Regions from separate parts of the Homo sapiens genome. Here region 2 is linked to region 1. The links are chromatin contacts, found by Hi-C or POLR2A ChIA-PET in ENCODE. All regions are on one chromosome and are shown on one strand. Each heading gives the region's core, a stretch centred on a gene start or an enhancer-like site at or near the end of the contact. The rest is flanking DNA. Distances are from core to core; before and after follow the strand shown.

Region 1 (2,874 bases), core at 375-2,874:
TATAGGCAGGCATGGTGGCTCACACTTGTAATCCCAGCATTTTGGGGTAAGAGGTTAAGACGGAAGGATTGCTTGAAGCCTGGAGTTCAAGACCAGCCTAGGCACCATAGTGATACCCGTGTCTCTAAAAAATAAAAAATACCAGACTATAGCATTAGGAGAAATACCTAATGTAAATGACAAGTTAATGGGTGCAGCAAACCAACATGGCACATGTAATACCTATGGAACAAACCTGCACGTTGTGCACATGTACCCTAGAACTTAAAGTATAATATTAAAAAAAAAAAAACCCAGACTATGTCACACATACTGAGAGTCGTGAGACTTTAGTGCATGGATACTGGGTTATATAATTTTTTGCTGTGATTTCCTGTTCACTAAGTTTGAAACTGGCTTGATGCCATTCCCAGTGTGTACCTGCTCCCGTCCACTTCCCACCCCCAGCACCTACAAAACTAGCCGTGGGGGACTCTGATCCATCCCTGATGACAGCACGGGGACTCTTTGAGTCTCACAGCCACAGGCCTGGGATCCATCCATTCCACAGACATTTGCTCAGCGTTCCCCCGTCCCAGCTCTATGCTGGGCATGGAGGGTACCGTAGCAAACAAGGCAGCAAAGATGCTCGTGAGACTGGGTGTTTGAGGGGGAGACAAAAGGACGCAGAACACCTTAGCAAATTATGCTGTAGGTGCTTCCCATGGTGACAAGGTGGGGGACAAAGCAAGGAGGAATGATGAGTGTGGCAGGTGCTTAGATTTTTTTTTTTTTTTTTTTTTTCCCGAGACGGAGTCTAGCTTTGTTCCCCAGGCTGGAGGGCAGTGGCGTGATCTCTGCTCACCACAAGCTCCGCCTCCCAGGTTCACGCCATTCTCCTGCCTCAGCCTCCTGAGTAGCTGGGACTACAGGCTCCCACTACCACACCCTGCTAATTTTTTGTATTTTTAGTAGAGACGGGGTTTCACTGTGTTAGGCAGGATGGTCTCAATCTCCTGACCTGGTGATCTACCCGCCTCAGCCTCCCAAAGTGCCGGGATTACAGGCATGAGCCACCACACCTGGCCCAGGTGCTTAGATTTTTAACAGGAAGGTCAAGGGAGGCATCACTGGGAAGGTAACACTGGAGTAAACCTAGAGGAGGGGAGAGGGAGCCGTGTGGACAACTGGAAGAAGAGCATTCCAGGCAGAGCGAACAGCCAGTGCAGAGGTCCTGAGGCGGAGCCATGCTCCGTGGGTTGGAGACGTCCTGTGAGTCCTAGTTTGACCACTCAGCAGTTCTAGAACCTTGGGCACATGGCTCCTTTCCTCTCAGAGCCTCAGTTTCCCCCTTGGAAATTCTCAGCTTACAGAACTGTGTTGTGGGCTCGGTGAGGTTGCACATACCAAGCAGGCAGTGGGGGACCTGACACTTGACTGGAAGTGATTATGATCGGCACCACTGTTGCAGCCGATGTTCCTTCCCAGGAGGTCAGAGCCCCATGCTGGGAAGCATAGGTTGAGCTCACGGATGGGGTTCTGTCCTTCTCATATCCACACACACACATGCCTTGGGGTCCTGTAAACCAGGGCATAGGGGCCAGAGCGAGAGGTCTGGGCTGCCTTCCAAGCCAGCCAGCCTGCCCCAGATGGCCGTCCCCAGCCGCCAAGCAGACAGTCTCGAGTGGACCTGCATCTCCCAGCAGATGGGATATGAGCATTGGCAGTGCCAGGCTCCCCACCAAGGCAGGAACAGACTTGGAGCTGGGCTTTGGCACTGCTTGTCCAAACCCCAGAGAGCCTGGACAGGGTGAGCGCCAGGCCAGGGCTGCCCTGTCTCAGGTCCCTTTGGCACTGTCTCACCCAGGACACTGGGGACAGAGTGGGGATGGCAACCAGCCAGGAACTGTGTGGCACCCCCCCACAAGGCCCAGTGGTTCTCATTGGCCTAGAACACGTGATTTTTGACAGGCTTTAGTTCTGATAGGGTTAGAGATTTGGGTTTTTATTTTATTGGTTTTTCTTTTTTATTTAAAAAGTACCAAACGCTCATTATTAAGAACTTAGACAATACATAAGTATGCAAAGTAGAAAAAGGAAAGTTTCATTAGTGAAAAAAGCAAGTGTGACCCCGTTTTTGTTCAATAGGTACATCTGACTGTGTGTGTGTCTGTGTGTATTTGCTTATTTATTTTTGAGACAAGGTCTTACTCTGTCCCCTGGGCTGAAGTGCAATGGTGCAGTCATAGCTCACTGCAGCCTCGAATTCCCGGGCTCAAGCGATCCTCCTGCCTCAGCCTCCCAAGTAGCTGAGACCACAGGCATGCACCACCATGCCTGGCTAATAATTTTGTTTTATTTTTAGAGACAGAATCTCACTATGTTGCCCAGGCTGGTCTTGAACTCCTGAGCTCAGGTGACCCTCCTCCTTTGGCTTCCCAAAATGCCGAGATTACAGGCATGAGCCACTGCACCTGGCTGTGTGTATGTTTAAATGAACAATCTCCAAAGCATATTGTTAAGTAGGGGGAAAAGCAAAAAAATGTAGCTTCCTGCTTAAGGTTAAAAAATTTAAAACTCAGCTAGGTGCAGTGGCTCACACCTGTAATCCCAGCACTTTGGGAAGCTGAGGCGGGAAGATTGCTTGAGCCCAGGAATTTGAGACCAACCTGGACAACGTAGCGAGACCCCATCTCTATTAAAAATAAATTAATTGCCAGGCGTGGTAGCTCACGCCTGTAATCCCAGCACTTTTGGAGGCCTACGCAGGTGGATCACCTGAGGTCAGGGGTTCGAGACCAGCCTGGTCAACATGGCAAAACTCCATCTCTACTAAAAATACAAAAATTAGCTGGGCATGGTGGCACACACCTGTAATCCCAGCTACCTGTAATC
Region 2 (2,874 bases), core at 218-2,717, 120 kb after region 1:
TGTCTTGAGATTTTCTGGCATGTTTCTGGAGGTTTCAAAGGAAATAAAGGTTTCATAGAAATGGCTTGTGTGTTCACTTTTGGGGCAGCTGCCTGGAGTTGCTGACCAGAGGGTGTGGTCCAGCATCGGCCCCTCCTCCTGCTCCTGTCCCCAAATCCCCCACACCATGACCACCACACACATGTCCTAAGAACCAGGGGCACCTGCCTTGCTAACTTCTTTTCCTTGGAATCCAAAGGACAGAAATCCAACACTCAGAATGTGAAATGTCCTTAAGTTCAAAAGAGTGAGATTCTGCCTCAGAGGTCATATACTGGAGGCCTGAAGGCCAGCCCCAGCCCAGAGGGTTGTGTTGGGTCTTAGAAATAGTGGCCAACTTTTAATCTGGACATTCAGCCAGGTGCAGTGGCTCATGCCTGTAATCCCAGCACTTTTTGAGAGGCTGAGGCAGGAGGATTGCTTGAGCCTAGGAATTCAAAACCAGCCTGGACAACATAGCAAGATCCTACCTCTAAAAAAACCTTTTTTTTTTTTTTTTTAACTTTTTTTCGAAACAGAAACTCTGTCACCCAGGCTGGAGTGCAGTGGTGCAATCTCAGCTCACTGCAACCTCCACGTCCTAGGTTCAAGTGATTCTCCTGCCTTAGCTTCCCGAGTAGCTGGAATTACGGGGACCCGGCTAATTTTTGTGTTTTTGTAGAGACGAGATTTCACCATGTTGGCCAGGCTGGTCTCGAACTCCTGACCTCAACTGATCTGCCCACCTCGGCCTCCCAAAGTGCTGCATTACAAGTGTGAGCCACCGCGCCCAGCTTAACTTTTTTTTTTAATGGATATTGCACATGAGGAAGGCCAGGTTTCCAGCTTGGTTGATCTGTCCTTTGCTGCAAGACTCACAAGGGGCCCCTGCCTCCTTTGGCCCTGGCCACATGGCTGCATTTGGGACACTCTTCCCCCTTCTGTCTGTAGAGGTGGGAGCAGACCCCTGCTGCCACTTGCCAAGTGAATGCTTTGGGGGTAGAAAGCAGCCCCTGATCGCCCCAGATCTGCATCTGGCCTGGTGAACATTTGCATTTTGGGAACCGGGATCAAACTGGTTTCTGAATCAGGAAATTCCTCCTGAAAATCCCGAAGTCCAGCCCCTTGAGGGAAGCCTAGCCTCCTGACGGGGCTGGCCAGGTGGGGTCTTTCTGCCTCCCTTACCCATGTACCTGTCGTGGAGTTTCACATCTCTGAGCTAAAACCCAGTGCTTCTCTGACTCAGACCCTGCCCCCTCCAAAAAATGTCTTTTTCCAAAAGGCGTGGGGCTGGCATCCGGAGGAGCAGGACCAGCCATTCCCACATCTCCTAAAAATTCTGGAGTTCTAGACACCCTCCCTGTCTCCGCCCTCCTCCTCCTCGAGGCCCCGTCCTCAACCCGCACTGCCCTCCCCCCGCCACCGGGCGAAGGGGGCGGGAAGCCTGGGAACAGGCTGTTCTCACATCCTCTCCTGGCGCCGGAGCCACGCCAGCTGCTTCCAGCACCCCACAACTCGCGCGCACGCCAGCCCCTGGTCGCGCCCAAACTGTGCTTTGAGGCCCGGCCCTTCCCTTCGTGTCCCAGTTTCCAGCTTCCTCTGCCCGTCTCGGACATCCCTGTCTCTCCTCCCCAATCTTTCTGGGTCCCTCATACCTCCGGCTCTCTCTGCAGATTGTTCTGCTGTTCCCCTAAAGTCTGTCTCCTTCTCTCCCCTGCCGCCCGCGTCTCTCCCCATCTCTGCCTGTTGTCCTGGGACTTTGCCTGCCCCTGATCCCAAGTCTCTCTCTCTCCACCCGCAATGTGGCTCCCTCTCACTCTTCCCTCTCCTGATAGATGTTACCTCCTTCTCTGCCTCCCCTCTTGGAGGACCTCTCCCTAAATCTGCTGCTGCTCTTCCCCAATCACCGTCCTCCTTCTCCTCCTCCCGTCTCTCCCAGCATGTCAGCTATTTTTTATTAGTTATTCCCTCTCTGCCGTTAAACCTCCTTCTCACCCCTGCTCCCTTCCTCTCTCCTGGTCCTTCCTCCTGTCTCTCTCCCTTCTGCACCCTCTTGCTCTTTTTTCTGATTCTCTCAATAACTGTGTGACTGTCCTCGTCTCTTTCTCTCTCCTGATCTGTGTCCTAGTTCCCTCACTCCTCACTCCCGCCCCCCACCCGTCGCCCACATCTCAGTCTCTCTCCCAGTGCCCGTGTCTAGATACCCTCCTGCCCTCCCTTAGCGCCTCTCTTTCCACCTTATCGCCACCGCTGATTTGCCCCACATCCAGGACACGGAGCCCCCTGGAGATGTCTGGGTCTGGGATGACACCTCCTGACACCCCCGTTCCCCACCCCAGCCTCAGGAGGGGCCAACCCACCGTCCTCTTCCCAGCCCTTCCCTTCCCCCGGCCCGGCTCCCGCCTCCCTCCCGGCTGCGCCCGCTGCAGCTGCAGCAGCCCGTTGCCAGGGCAACCACAGCTGGCTGGGCGGGAGCCCCTCCACCCCATCCCCCTTCTCCTCCTTTCTGGCAAAGCAGGGCGGAGCTGGGACAAAGCCGGGGAGAGGCAGGGTGCAGGCAGGGGAAGAAGGAGGTGGATGGAGGTAGGGGCTGGCTGGTCGCCTCACCCCCAACAAGGCCCGTCGACCCCCGGTCCTCCTTCTTGGTGATGCCCCAAACCAGACGGGAGAACGAGGCAGTCGTGGGCAGAGGGGTCAGGCCCAGTTTAATACACAGAACAAGTTAATTCACAGCAGAGGCAGGCAATAGAGGAGACTCGGTGACAAGTGAGGGGGCACTCCTGGATTAGGGGACATCCCCCCAAAACCCACCACCTCCCCCACCTGCAGTCTCAGTTTCCCTTTTTTAAAACCCGA

Evidence for each region. A loop is a pair of places that touch in the nucleus more often than their neighbours do. ChIA-PET counts read pairs that join two places held with the same protein, here RNA polymerase II (POLR2A). Pooled maps may share reads with other maps.
Region 2: POLR2A ChIA-PET joins it to region 1 with 11 read pairs in H1. The contact joins two enhancer-like sites. A Hi-C loop is called at or near these places in 3 of 50 pooled maps. POLR2A ChIA-PET finds 5 or more read pairs at or near these places in 3 of 52 experiments (H1, WTC11 and activated CD4-positive, alpha-beta memory T cell).

What each region holds. Positions count from the first base shown.
Region 1 is chr19:38,092,092-38,094,965 of GRCh38, forward strand. The region is part of intron 4 of SIPA1L3 (signal induced proliferation associated 1 like 3); the gene reads left to right. Among named protein-coding and RNA genes, the nearest start is that of SNORD152, 70 kb to the right of the region's middle. Within about 2 kb of position 1,625, at least 3 of the 41 ENCODE cell types and tissues checked have a DNase peak (open chromatin) inside an H3K27ac peak, as active enhancers do.
Region 2 is chr19:38,208,309-38,211,182 of GRCh38, forward strand. It overlaps DPF1 (double PHD fingers 1), which reads right to left. Exons shown (of 12, transcript NM_001135155.3): 12 at 2,698-2,874. SIPA1L3 (signal induced proliferation associated 1 like 3) reads left to right here. Exons shown (of 22, transcript NM_015073.3): 22 at 1-61. Among named protein-coding and RNA genes, the nearest start is that of DPF1, 14 kb to the right of the region's middle. RefSeq lists an enhancer at 1,305-2,288. Within about 2 kb of position 1,468, at least 15 of the 41 ENCODE cell types and tissues checked have a DNase peak (open chromatin) inside an H3K27ac peak, as active enhancers do.